Linked DNA regions of Homo sapiens: regions 1 and 3 are each linked to region 2. The links are chromatin contacts, found by Hi-C or POLR2A ChIA-PET in ENCODE. All regions are on one chromosome and are shown on one strand. The core of a region is the stretch at or near the end of the contact, and the rest is flanking DNA. Distances in the headings are between cores, read along the strand shown.

Region 1 (4,530 bases), core at 1,593-4,092, 450 kb after region 2:
TGACCTCAGGTGATCCACCCACCTCGGCCTCCCAAAGTGCTGGGATTATAGGTGTGAGCCACCACGCCCAGCAACAATTATTATTTTCATGCGATAGCATCTATTGGCCTCCTCCTATAGCGACCAATGCAAAGAAGAGCAAATAAATCACTGCTTTGTTCACCTGTTAGCCTCAGAGCATAGCCAAATTCCTAGCACATATTAGGCAATCAAAAATATTTCTTGAATGAATAATCAAACAAATGAATAAATAGTTCCTAACATGTTTTAAAATAAGTTATTAACCTTGTGGCTAGCTGCAACATTTCCCTCTTTCCTGTATCTTGTTTTTAATTAATAGGTTATTTTTCCTAACAGTAAATGTATTATGTTGTTGAAATTTTGGATACGACACAGAAAAGTGCAAAGGAGAAAATATAAAACCACACATACCCTAAGGCCCAGAAGCAACCTCTGGTAATGTATTGGTATCCTTCCAGAGCTCTTTTCAATGCATATATAGTACATCCTCCCATATTATAAATCTATGGCTATTAGTCTATAGTCATGTGCTGTGTAACAACGTTTCCATCAATGACAGACTGCATCTAGGAAGGTGGTCCCATAAGATTATAATGGAGCTGAACATTTTCTGTTACCTAGTGGCATCATAGTTGTAGTATGTTGTAGCACAACACATTACTTGCATGCCCTTAGTGATGGTGGTGTAAACAAATCTATTGCACTGTTAGTCATATAAAAGCATAGCACATACAATTATGTACAGCATACAATGCTTGATAGTAATAAGTGACTTTGTTATTGTGTTTATTATACTATACCTTTTATTTTTATTTTAGAGTGTTCTCTTTCTACTTATGTATTTTTTAAAAAGTTAACTGTAAAACATCCTCAGGCGTGTCCTTCAGGAGGTATTCCAGAAGGTGTTGTTGTCATAGGAGGTGACAGCTCCATGCACGTTACTGCCCGCCTCTCCCTGCGAGGTAAGACATAGAGATGGAAGACAGTGATACTGGTGATCATGCATGTTACTGCCCCCGTCTCCCTGCGAGGTAAGACATAGAGATGGAAGACAGTGATATTGATGATCCTGACCCTGTGTAGACCTGGGCTAGTATGTGTGTTTGTGTCTTTGTTTTTAATGAAAAGTTTAAAAACTAAAAATAAAAATTGTTAAAAATAGAGAAAAACGTATAGACTAAGAATATAAAGAAAGAAAATATGTTTGTACAGTTAGACAATGTGTTTTAGACTAAGTGTTATTACAAAGGAATCACAAAGTTTAAAAAAAATTAAAATATTTTTAAACTAAAAATGTTACAGGAAGCTAAGTTTAATTTATTATTGAAGAAAGAAAAAATGTGGCCGGGCACAATGGCTCACTTCTGTAATCCCAGAGCTGTGGGAGGCTGAGGCGGGTGGATCACGAGGTCACGAGATCGAGACCAGCCTGGCCGACATGATGAAACCCCCGTCCCTACCAAAAATATAAAAAATTAGCCGGGCGTGGTAGCGCGCACCTGTAATCCCAGCTACTCAGGAGGCTGAGGCAGGAGAATTGCTTGAGCCCAGGAGGTGGAGGTTGCAGTGAGCCGAGATTGTGCCACTGCACTCCAGCCTGGGCAACAAAACAAGACTCTGTCTCAAAAAAAAAAAAGTTTAATAGATTTAGTGTAGCCTAAGTGTACAGTGTTTATAACGTCTACAGTAGTGTAGAGCAATGTCCTAAGGCCTTCACATTCACTCACTCAATCATTGACTCTCCCACAGCAACTTCTAGTTCTGCAAGCTCCATATACAAGCATAGCATTTTTATCTTTTGTATCATATTTTTACTGTAACTTAACATTGTATTACAATAGCCAGCAGTATTTAGTACAGTAACATGCTGTACAGGTTTGTGGCCTAGGAGCAATAAACTATAGCCTGGGTCTGGAAGGCTATAACATCTAGGTTTGTGTAAGCACAATCCGATATTTACACAATGACAACATCACCTAATGACACATTTCTCAGAACACATCCCCATCATTGTTAAGCGGCACATGATTGTATTTTAATATAGTCTCTGAAAGTGGCAGTGCTCTGGGAACACTTATATATAAGGTCGCCAATATCTGGTATGAATGAGTGAGTTTGTCAAAGTGTTTTTACCATTGACTGAAAAGATCTACAGAACCTGAAACTCAAGAGTCATCAGGGGCAAATGGAAAACATTTTTGAGAAGGAGGAAATGAAGCTCAACTTTACCCATTTTAAAATTGAGGCTGGGCGCAGTGGCTCACGCCTGTAATCTCAGCACTTTGGAAGGCCAAGGCTGGTGGATCACCTGAGGTCAGGAGTTCCAGACCAGTCTGGCCAACATGGTGAAATCCCATGTCTATAAAAATACAAAAATTAGCCGGGCGTGGTGGCGAACATCTGTAATCCCAGCTACTTGGAAGGCTGAATCACTTGAACCTGGAAGGCGGAAGTTGCAGTGAGCCGAGATCGCACCACTGCACTACAGCCTGGGCGACAAGAGCAAAACTCTATCTCAAAAAATAATAAAAAATAAAATAAAATAAATGGAGCCACAGCTGGCCTTGATGATGAACATCAAGTCAGTATGGCTTAGTGCAGAATCCTAATAACAATGGTCCTGTCTTGCTAAAGAAGTAAAGCAAGCAAAGACCCCATAATATTACCTGCATTTATATGTAAGAAGAAGGACAAAGAGGTTTTTTTTTTTTCTCAAAAGTTGTTTTAAGATTCATAGGCATCCAGCTTTCACTTTTAAAATTAATGTTAACTTGTTTCCACAAAAAGTGTGAGGAAATGAGTCAGGAAACAGTAAAAGGGCGGAGTGGGAGAGTGGGGGAGAGAGAGAAAAGAGACAGAGAGAGAGAGAGAGAGAGAAACTCATCTGAGGAATAAGGCAGGGTGATTACGTCTGAGTGGTTTTACTATCCTACGCCTGGATTTCCTGAGACGGAAAATTCCAGGAATAGGAGCTGCCTTGAGAGCTTCCTATTGGCATTCTTTCCTATTAATTTGGCTTTTCGCAAGTTATTAGGCAACTTAAGCTGTTTAACTTTAACAATGTTCTGTTTTTCTGTGGTTTCTGGATTATGTAATACCTAACCAAAGAATAAACAACCAAAGAAAATAACTTTTACTTCATACTTTGGCAAGTGTATTCAAAAGGCAAAGATCTAGATCTGAGAAACAGTTTGGTAAAAGTTAAGGTGCAATCAGAAAACTAAGTGTCACAGAAATGAACTTATTGGCCACTCAGGGAGGTTTTCAAGGTGATATATTTTCAGTGAAATGAATCATACATGTTTGTACGGTCACTGGTCAAAGTGAAGGTTACTCGGTAGAAAAGCAATGTTGTTTTGATTGTACTAGTCTGATGGTGAGAATGCCCCTGAATTCAAATTAAAGAAATGTTTATTGCTGGTGCCTACAGCACTGATATATGACTTTGTTTTGCAGTTGAACTCAGGTCACCTTTCTTGCTATTGGGAACTTATTTTTCAACCCAGAAGATAAAAGAACAGATGATTTAACTGATATTAAATAGAGGCTCTTATTACCTTTTGTGTGGTCACATTTTGACCTGAATTGAACCTATGAGAAATGTAAACAAAACTGTATATACGTTTAAATGTGAAGTGAATTCTTCAGGCAGAAAGCACAAGGTTATAGCCATAATGTAGAAGAAAAAACAATAAAAAGGCAACCCCAAAGCAGGTACCACCCTCATAACTGGTTTGATTTATGTGATCTTGGAGATGATTGCCACATATAAAATGCAGATAATAATAAATATTTATCTACCTGCCTCATGGAGACTCACACGAAGTACTGATGGGCGCTACTTTCACAGTAATTTGCCTTCTTTTCACCTTAACCTTGCTAAGCGTTATGCTAAGTGCATTGTATTTTATATCTATTCTTCTCAACTATTCTGCAACCTGAGTGTCCTCTCTCTCCTCTCTCTTTCTCTTTTTTTCCTCTCTTTCTCTCTCTGTCTCTCTCATAGAAGAAGAAATTAAAACTCAGAGACTATAAGTAATTTTTTTCAAGGTGTAAGTGAATGATTGGAGATCACAAGACTGAGAACAATAGACTATTCTTTATGAGGAAATACAGGCTTTGGATTGATTCTCTTTTCATTTGGTTATTTTATCTGACAAAATTCAGATGAAAAAGCAGACAGACTTACTTTTTCACCTTAAATCATTTTTTTTACTAGGAAATGTTAAAAGAAAAATCATTGCTAAAAATAAGAATAATACTTTTTGCATTCATTTAAAGGCTTTTCTAGTTTGTACAATACTTTCTTAAACGTAATCCCTGCTGGAATGCTTTCTAATTTTTTACCTTTAGCTCCTAGCAAATGTGAATTTGTTTTTTGTTGTTGTTGTAAGACCCAACAAAGCAAATTAAAATATTAAGAAGAAATATACAGAAGTGAACCTCTACCACACCACCTTAGACAATTGGCCAAAGTCAGCAACACCAGCAAAGGTACGAATCAACATC
Region 2 (3,860 bases), core at 1-2,500:
ATTTCTTCATTTGTAAAGGGTAGTTGATTTCAAGAATGGATTCATGATCACATCTCCGTGGTGTGTTGGGGGACAGTGTGGATGTGGTACAGCCTTGACCAAAATGCCTGAGTCCTGTGATAGATTTGGCCAGCTCAGATACACATCTGTCTAGGAAAGAAGGAACCCAGACCAAGAAGATGAGTGTTAGTCAGGGTGGTTTCTACTGAGACTTTTTGACTAAGATGAAAATGAGTTACAGTGCGGTTATCCAGAGATCACACATCTGGCCTGCTCAGCTACCTTCACAGCTGATGATCAGCTGGTGGTGAAAAGGAAGACTGCACAAAGCGCACGAGGAACTTCTGAAACTGTACTCAGGGACTCCTCTCTGTGTGTGTATGTAACTGACAATCTGGCCGCTCAGCCCAAAGAAAATTTAAGACAGCAAATTTAGGAAAAGGCCCTGAGACTGGAGGGAGTGTGGTTAATGAAGAAAAGAGAAAGAAAAAAAAACATTAAAATTAAGCATAAGAACTTATTGGGAGGCCGAGGCGGGCGGATCACAAGGTCAGGAGTTCGAGACCAGCTTGGTCAACATAGTGAAACCCCGTCTCTACTAAAAATACAAAAAATAGTTGGGCATGGTGGCACGTGCCTGTAGTCCCAGCTACTCGGGAGGCTGAGGCAGGAGAATAGCTTGAACCCAGGAGGCGGAGTTTGTGGTGAGCTGAGATCACGCCACTGCACTCCATCCTGGGCAACAGAGTGAGACTCTGTCTCAAAAAAAAGAAAAAAAAAAAGTAGAGGTGGGGTGATAATAGCTCTGTATATGTAAGGTCAAAATGTTTCAGTAACATCCTCATCCATCACCTTATGACTGAATACAGTATTCTTATAAACTGTCCTGAAATCCCTAAGAAAAAAGCTGTGGCCAGCCTGCTCTTTAATGAAGAACATGTGTAATTTCCATTCGCAATCATTACAAACAAATAGAGTAAGCTTTAGTTCTTAAAGTTAACTGTATGGATGAAAGCCTTCCACATCCATTGCTTCCTCTTTTAATTCCATTGAAAAGCCTTGTCGGCTTTCATCAGGTAGGTATTCCTGAGGTCTCCTCACAGCTGAGTTGAGCCACCCTGTTGAGAGTTAAGTCCACGTGTAGTTTTGTCTCAGTTACTGGTTAAAACAGAGGAGGTTCACTTTTGGGTTGCTGTGACTATAGAGTGATGACTGCTCATGACAAGCCTTCCCAGGCCTCCTGGCCTGACTTAACCTGCTTTAACTGTTGATGGTTTTGCAATGTGGTTTCCCCACTTCACAACCTGAATCTGTGACTTTCTACTGGGAACACTCACTACGTTTCCCTTTTCATGCCTGGGGAATAACCAAAAAGATACTACTGTGAACGCTAAGTTTTATGTTTTCATGCTTTTATGCTTTTCCTCCTTGCCTTTTCTCTAGTCTGTTTTCTATGGAGCATAGACTAAGTCATTTCTATTTTATGATCATTTTAAGGGACAGCTTGGCAGGCAGTTGGCTTTTAAGTAGTTGGGCAGTTCCTTGCCTCGAAATAATTCATTTCTTTGTATGTCTCTTGCATTCTAGGCAAATAAAAGTACTCTCTGTGTGTGCATGGAGCACAGAAATGGGGATTTAAACATCGTTGGCTGCATGTAGGCCCCATCTAGCTGAATCTGTTACCTTATATTCTTGTCAGGATGAAGTCTGGTTTATCTCTGGTGAAACTGTTAGGGATTACAAAGAAGGCCTTGGATTCTTTTTTTTTTTTTTTTTTTGAGACGGAGTCTTGCTCTGTCACCCAGGCTGGAGTGCAGTGGTGGGATCTCGGCTCCCTGCAAGCTCCGCCTCCCGGGTTCACGCCATTCTCCTGCCTCAGCCTCCCAAGTAGCTGGGACTACAGGCGCCCGCCACTGCGCCCGGCTAATTTTTTTGTATTTTTAGTAGAGACGGGGTTTCACCGTTTTAGCCGGGATGGTCTCGATCTCCTGACCTCGTGATCCGCCCGCCTCGGCCTCCCAAAGTGCTGGGATTACAGGCGTGAGCCCCGCGCCCGGCCGAAGGCCTTGGATTCTAGCAAGCTGGTGGCTGAGGGAAAAGATCAGCAATACTGGTTATGGCTAAGTGAGACTGCTGGGCTCACAGTGGCCTTTATTCACTTTTATTATTTCTTCTGTTTTCTCCATGATCAACGGTGTGACTGTTGGGTGGTTGAATTGAAACTTAGGAGTGTATGATGTTCATATGTTCCCACTTGATCTTTCTCAGGAGTGTTTGTACATACAGCCTCCCTGTCTCCCCTTCCTCCATCCCTTCCCAGTCATTTCTAGTAACCACTGAACACTGTATGAGGTGGAAAGTCCATCACGTAGTAGAGAAAAAGATTCAGGCATCTCACCTAAAGTTGTCTATGAAGTTTTCAAAAGCAAATATAATGATCTCCTTGTGCCAGTGGACTTCTTTGGTTTATTTGGGGGGTAAAATGCCTTATGAAAAGAGATGGTTTTGCACATCTGTGTCAGTCCCCATACTCTTCTATCCTACTTCTGTAAGGCCTTTGTGGGCCTGGGTCTGGGGGATCCATCTACCTTATCCCACACTTGCAGAACCTGGAGTTAATGCCCTGCTTAGGACTTGACACCTGTGCTTAAGGGTGCTATTTAGCGGGGTTGGATTGCTATGTCTCATTGACAGCGGTCCTGTTAGTTAACACAATGCCTACCAGAAGGTTAGAGTTGTTAGTGTTAGATGTGTTGTTGGTGTTCAGACATTCTTCGGTACTAGAGACAGGAGACCAGGAATGCCTAAATATTGTACCAGATCACAACTGTCTTCTCTTACTCAGTTCAACCTCCCCATTCCCTCACAGGACTCACACAAGAAACAATGAGAAATAGGAACAAAGTAGCACCATTATTTGGATTTGAGCTGCAAATCCAAGTGTTCAAAACTTTGGTTAGATGGGTTGGACCACATGGAGTATAGACAGCTTCAGCCCAAAGCAGGTCCTAAGGACCCTCATCTCCCTCCCATTTGAACTCTCTAAACCTGTATCATTATTTACTGTACGCTGGCCTAATAGAAGGACCTATGGAGGCTGAAGGGACCTAGAGTGAGGCCCTGAAATGGGTTTACTCCTCTTGCCTTGTTGGATAAGAGAGAAGAGGTTCTATCCTTAGGCTCACCTGTAAGATGTCAGAGCTATGCCAAGCAGGAGAGGGCTTTGGCACTCGCTAATGTAGCAGAGGGGATGCAGAGAAGACAACAGAGCCACAGTCTGCACCACAGCCTCAATAGCAAGTGCCCAAGGAGGAGGGAAGAAAAGGTGAAATTGCTTCTCCACCCTTAGATCCTTATACTCAGACCCCCTAATGTAAATAACCACCCTGTTAATCCAACCTGCGATTTTGAAGAAACATTAAATAAGACATCATACTTAGCACTTTGGGAGGCCGAGGTAGGTGGATCACCTGAGGTCATGTCAGGAGTTCAAGACTGGCCTGGCCAACATGGCGAAACCCTGTCTCTACTAAAAATATGAAAATTAGGCGGGCATAGTGGTGCGTGCCTGTAATCCCAGCTACTTAGGAGGTTGAGGCAGGAGAATCGCTTGAACCTGGGAGGTGGAGGTTGCAGCGAGCTGAGATCATGCCACTGCACTCCAGCCTGGGCAACAGAGTGAGACTCCATTAAAAAAAAAAAAAAAAAAAAAGATAGGCCTGTGTAATGTCATCAATTTGAGAAAATAGCCATTTTTCTCTTATGCATTATTAGTAAGATAAAGTATATTAGGAATGAAATTGAAATAGACATTAGATTTCTTCTCCATCATTTGACCTGTTCATAGTTCAAACAATTAA
Region 3 (3,890 bases), core at 115-2,614, 490 kb after region 2:
TGGCTAATTTTTGTATTTTTAGCAGAGATGGGATTTCACCACATTGGCCAAGCTGGTCTCAAACTCCTGACCTCAGTGATCCATCTGCCTCAGCCTCCCAAAGTGCTGGGATTACAGGTGTGAGCCACTGCGCCCAGCCCCCATTTTCTGAGGTGAAATGAAGGAAGAGTTAATCATTCATGCTCCTTTTCTTGGGTTCAGCTGCCATCCTTACTTACCTCTGATGGAGGACTAGGGATTTCTGGGACTTGAACTCCTGTTATAGAAGGTCAGATTAGCCTTAAGCTGAACAGCAGCAGCTACCTGGGCCTTTCTCCCCTGAATAAAAGTTCTGAAGATCTAAAATGAAAATATGAAAGGAAAGAAATTATCAAGTTCTGTCTACTAAATATCTCAGTGGATTTCCTACCTCAACTGGTAGATTTGTCTTAAGGCCTTTGTTTGGAGTGTTTTCCTACAAGTCTCAAAGTCTAACAAAAGCAGGCGTTCCCGGTCAAGCTCTGCCAAATTCACCACGTGACCTAGGACCTGAAGTGAACTTTCGTTTCTCCTGTTCTCTCTCTTTCCGACCTTCCCTCCCCGCCAAGGCAATGCAGACAGGGACTCAATATATTATTTTGAGTTCTCCATAGGAAAAGAATTATTATTAAAACAATAAGCTCTCAAGATAAATACCTTTATATAATGTATATACATTCATATATACATGAGTATATACTAGCTTTCATATCTGTATTCTTTTTTTTCTTTCTCACCCAGAACTCAAGAAGACATGCCTGTATCCCTTTTTTTTTTCTCTTTTGAGATGAAGTTTCACTCTTGTTGCCCAGGCTGGAGCGCAATGGCGCAATCTCAGCTTACTGTAACCTCCACCTCCTGCATTCAAGCAATTCTCCTGCCTCAGCCTCCTGAGTAGCTGGGATTACAGGCGCCCACCACCACGTCTGGCTAATTTGTGTATATTTAGTAGAAATGGGGTTTCACCATGTTGACCAGGCTGGTCTTGAACTTCTGACCTCAGGTGATCCACCCGCCTCGGCCTCCCAGTGTGCTGGGATTACAGGCATGAGCCACCGCACCCGGCCCAACATGTCCGTATTCTCAAAGCTATAGAGGTGTCTTTGCTATTTTGTTCTCTTAGGTAAGAACCGGGTCCTCACCTTACACTTTATTCCTCAGGTGAAGAGACTCTGTGTGTGTCCATTCAGGGAAGCATGAGAGCATTTGATTTCAGCTGAGCAGGTTTAGTCATCTAGGAGCTGCTCTCTTAAGTGTTTAACACAATCGTTAACTAACTAAAACTTGCAGGAAATTAATCTGGAATTTCCCAGTAATTACATGTTTTAGATAAGTTTTTGAATTGAGTCCAAGATGATGTGATAGTGCATGTTCATAATTAACTAAGAAACTGAGAAAAGCTTTCTTAATCTAAAAACAAAGCCAAAAATCTTTCCATGCAAGGAAAGAAAATCTTAATTGATTAACTCATTAATAGAGCAGGGAAAAGAAAACAAAAGCAAAAGCAAAAAAACTAACTTGAGATATAGCTGAACTCATAATGTGTATTTGTTTTTATTTCCAGTTGCTGCTTACCATTAGCTGTGCAAGACCAAAGGATTTTGTGCTTTCTCTTGCCTAGTAATTGTTCAGTCCAAAATTTAACCATGTTGTTTTTGTGTTATTACCAGGAGCAAGAGGACATGTGTATTGGTGAGAGAAGAGGGGTGAGGAGTCAGGGATAAGATGAATCTGATTAACTTCAGGGGTTATTAGAATAAATCTTGTAGGCTTGGAGAATCTTGTAGGCTTGGAGAATCTAGAGTTCTATGAGAAATGGTAAGCAGACTTCATAAATCCTGTCTGCGTTGCTGCTATGATCTTGGCCTTCCCCTGACATACTCCCAAGAAATAGAAACGAATAGAAATAGAAATCTAATAGAACTAGAAATAGAAATATTTCCCAAGAAATAGAAAGTAAAACTGACAAAGCCAATGCAAAGAAATCAGTTCGGAAGCTGTTAATTTTCACACGATCTGTGTTCAGTAACCGCCCTCTATCGGCTCTCCTGAATAGCACACTATATGGGACGGAGAATCTGAAAGGCCTTTTTGCTGGTTTTCTTACTAACAGAGAGTTCATAAACCAGGATCTTCTTCAGCCTCCAAGGTAAGGAAATGTGTGATCTCCAAGCTCCCTCTTGTATGTATTGTGAACGCCACTGTCAGAAGAGAAACACCAAAGTTATTCACCTGGAAATGTTGCAGTATGAAGACCATGTATTTGATGGAGAGGTTATTTAAATGGTAACTTTGTTAATGAATTTCTTTGCTAACTTTCCCTGCTTTATTTTCATGCCAAAAACCAGAGAGGTACAGAGAACAGAACTCGGCACCACAGTCTAAAAGTGTTAAGTTTCAGGCACAACACTGCTGTTTTTGAGCTGTGGGTCCTCAGACAAGCCATTTTAGCTTTCCGAGCCTCAGTTTCCCACTTGCCTGCTTCTTCACCACTTCCTGGGGTGATAAGAGAAGACCAAATGATATGTTTGTGAAGGTGCTTTGCCACTCATGTACCCTATGCAGACCCTATTATTAGTAGTACTTTATAAAAGTAAGACATCATTTTCTCATTTACAGGACTGAGGATTAGAAAGAATAATGCTGGGTTTCTGGCTGCCTCCGCTTTTGAGGGCCTAGGAGGCATTCTGACCTAAAGAGAGTAGGCAGTGGAGTCAGACATAAATGTAAACACTGTTAGTGTGACCTTTGCAGATCATCTGTCTGCCCTGTGCTTCTATTATGCTATCTATCTGCAAAGTAAAGAACTTCTTTACAAAATGCCTCATACAAGTGTGAATACAACAAACAAGCTCCATCTCTAAAGTTCTTCATAGAAAACAGAATTATAAGACGCACTCAGTATCCAAGGATAAATGATACCAGGAAAGGGCCAAAGTTAATTAATCCTCTTACAATAAAGAGCATATTTCAAGGTAAATAATAAAAATAATTATCTTAAAATTAACAAAATGTATATGGTTATTTGCAACTATGCATTAATTCTTAGCCCAAAGAATGTTGAGGAGTTGATTTGGCATGAAGAGGACACATTTTCTTGGACAAAATTATAGGATGGCACAGTGCGACTTTGTTTAGCTCATACTACCTTTCGGTAACACCATCAAAGGGGATCTTTTTTACCAAAAACATTTTTTAAATCAAGGGTTTTCATCAATTTTCCAAAGGGATTAAAAAAATTCCCTGACATTTAAGCTGGTACATTTTGGAAGCATTTCTTGTATCATCATCCTTACCCATTACTCTTCTTTAGTGTTAATTTATATGATTCCTTGTCCGTTTTTTTTCTTCAGTTTTTACCTAGTCTGTTGACACGTGACTATACTTGATGTTGGAGCAGTTCTCCAACATTATTTTCATCAATTTCATGAAATTCTGCATCTTTTGCAAGAATCACAACTCCACTTTGCCATCTATTTGACTTGTGTTGTCAGATGTTTACAGTATTCTACAAGCAATAAGAGTTAGGCTGAAAAAGTTTTGACTTGTGATCAGGGATAGTCATTCAAGCTAAGCAGAGAAGATTGTTTGAAAGGGGAACAATTTTATGGGTGTTCGGTTCATGAGTGAATACTTTCATGTAATGGCAAATATTCCTATATAATCATGTTCTAGAGGAATTTAAGTAATGAAAACTCAGATAAGAAGGAGTCTCTGGGCCAGGTGCGGTGGCTCATGCCTGTAATTCTAGCACTTTGGAAGGCTGAGGCAGGCGGATCATGAGGTCAGGAGATCGAGACCATTCTGGCTAACACGGTGAAACCCCGTCTCTACTAAAAATACAAAAAATTAGCTGGGCGTAGTGGTGGGCA

What was found. A loop is a pair of places that touch in the nucleus more often than their neighbours do. ChIA-PET counts read pairs that join two places held with the same protein, here RNA polymerase II (POLR2A). Pooled maps may share reads with other maps.
Region 1: a loop to region 2 is called in a pooled map, with 5 times the contacts of the local background. The contact joins two enhancer-like sites. A Hi-C loop is called at or near these places in 5 of 50 pooled maps. POLR2A ChIA-PET finds 5 or more read pairs at or near these places in 2 of 52 experiments (activated CD4-positive, alpha-beta T cell and activated naive CD4-positive, alpha-beta T cell).
Region 3: a loop to region 2 is called in a map of naive thymus-derived CD4-positive, alpha-beta T cell, with 2.2 times the contacts of the local background. The contact joins the promoter of LINC02068 here to the enhancer-like site in region 2. A Hi-C loop is called at or near these places in 2 of 168 maps with a recorded cell type or tissue (both naive thymus-derived CD4-positive, alpha-beta T cell), 12 of 37 single-sample maps with no recorded cell type and 12 of 50 pooled maps. POLR2A ChIA-PET finds 5 or more read pairs at or near these places in 1 of 52 experiments (T-cell).

What each region holds. Positions count from the first base shown.
Region 1 is chr3:172,560,094-172,564,623 of GRCh38, forward strand. It overlaps LINC02068 (long intergenic non-protein coding RNA 2068), which reads right to left. Exons shown (of 4, transcript NR_146714.1): 4 at 808-976. Among named protein-coding and RNA genes, the nearest start is that of LINC02068, 33 kb to the right of the region's middle. Within about 2 kb of position 2,843, at least 17 of the 41 ENCODE cell types and tissues checked have a DNase peak (open chromatin) inside an H3K27ac peak, as active enhancers do.
Region 2 is chr3:172,107,406-172,111,265 of GRCh38, forward strand. The region is part of intron 1 of FNDC3B (fibronectin type III domain containing 3B); the gene reads left to right. Among named protein-coding and RNA genes, the nearest start is that of FNDC3B, 70 kb to the left of the region's middle. Within about 2 kb of position 1,251, at least 4 of the 41 ENCODE cell types and tissues checked have a DNase peak (open chromatin) inside an H3K27ac peak, as active enhancers do.
Region 3 is chr3:172,594,243-172,598,132 of GRCh38, forward strand. LINC02068 (long intergenic non-protein coding RNA 2068) reads right to left here and starts at 1,365. Exons shown (of 4, transcript NR_146714.1): 1 at 1,161-1,365; 2 at 219-339. RefSeq lists a silencer at 1,877-2,171.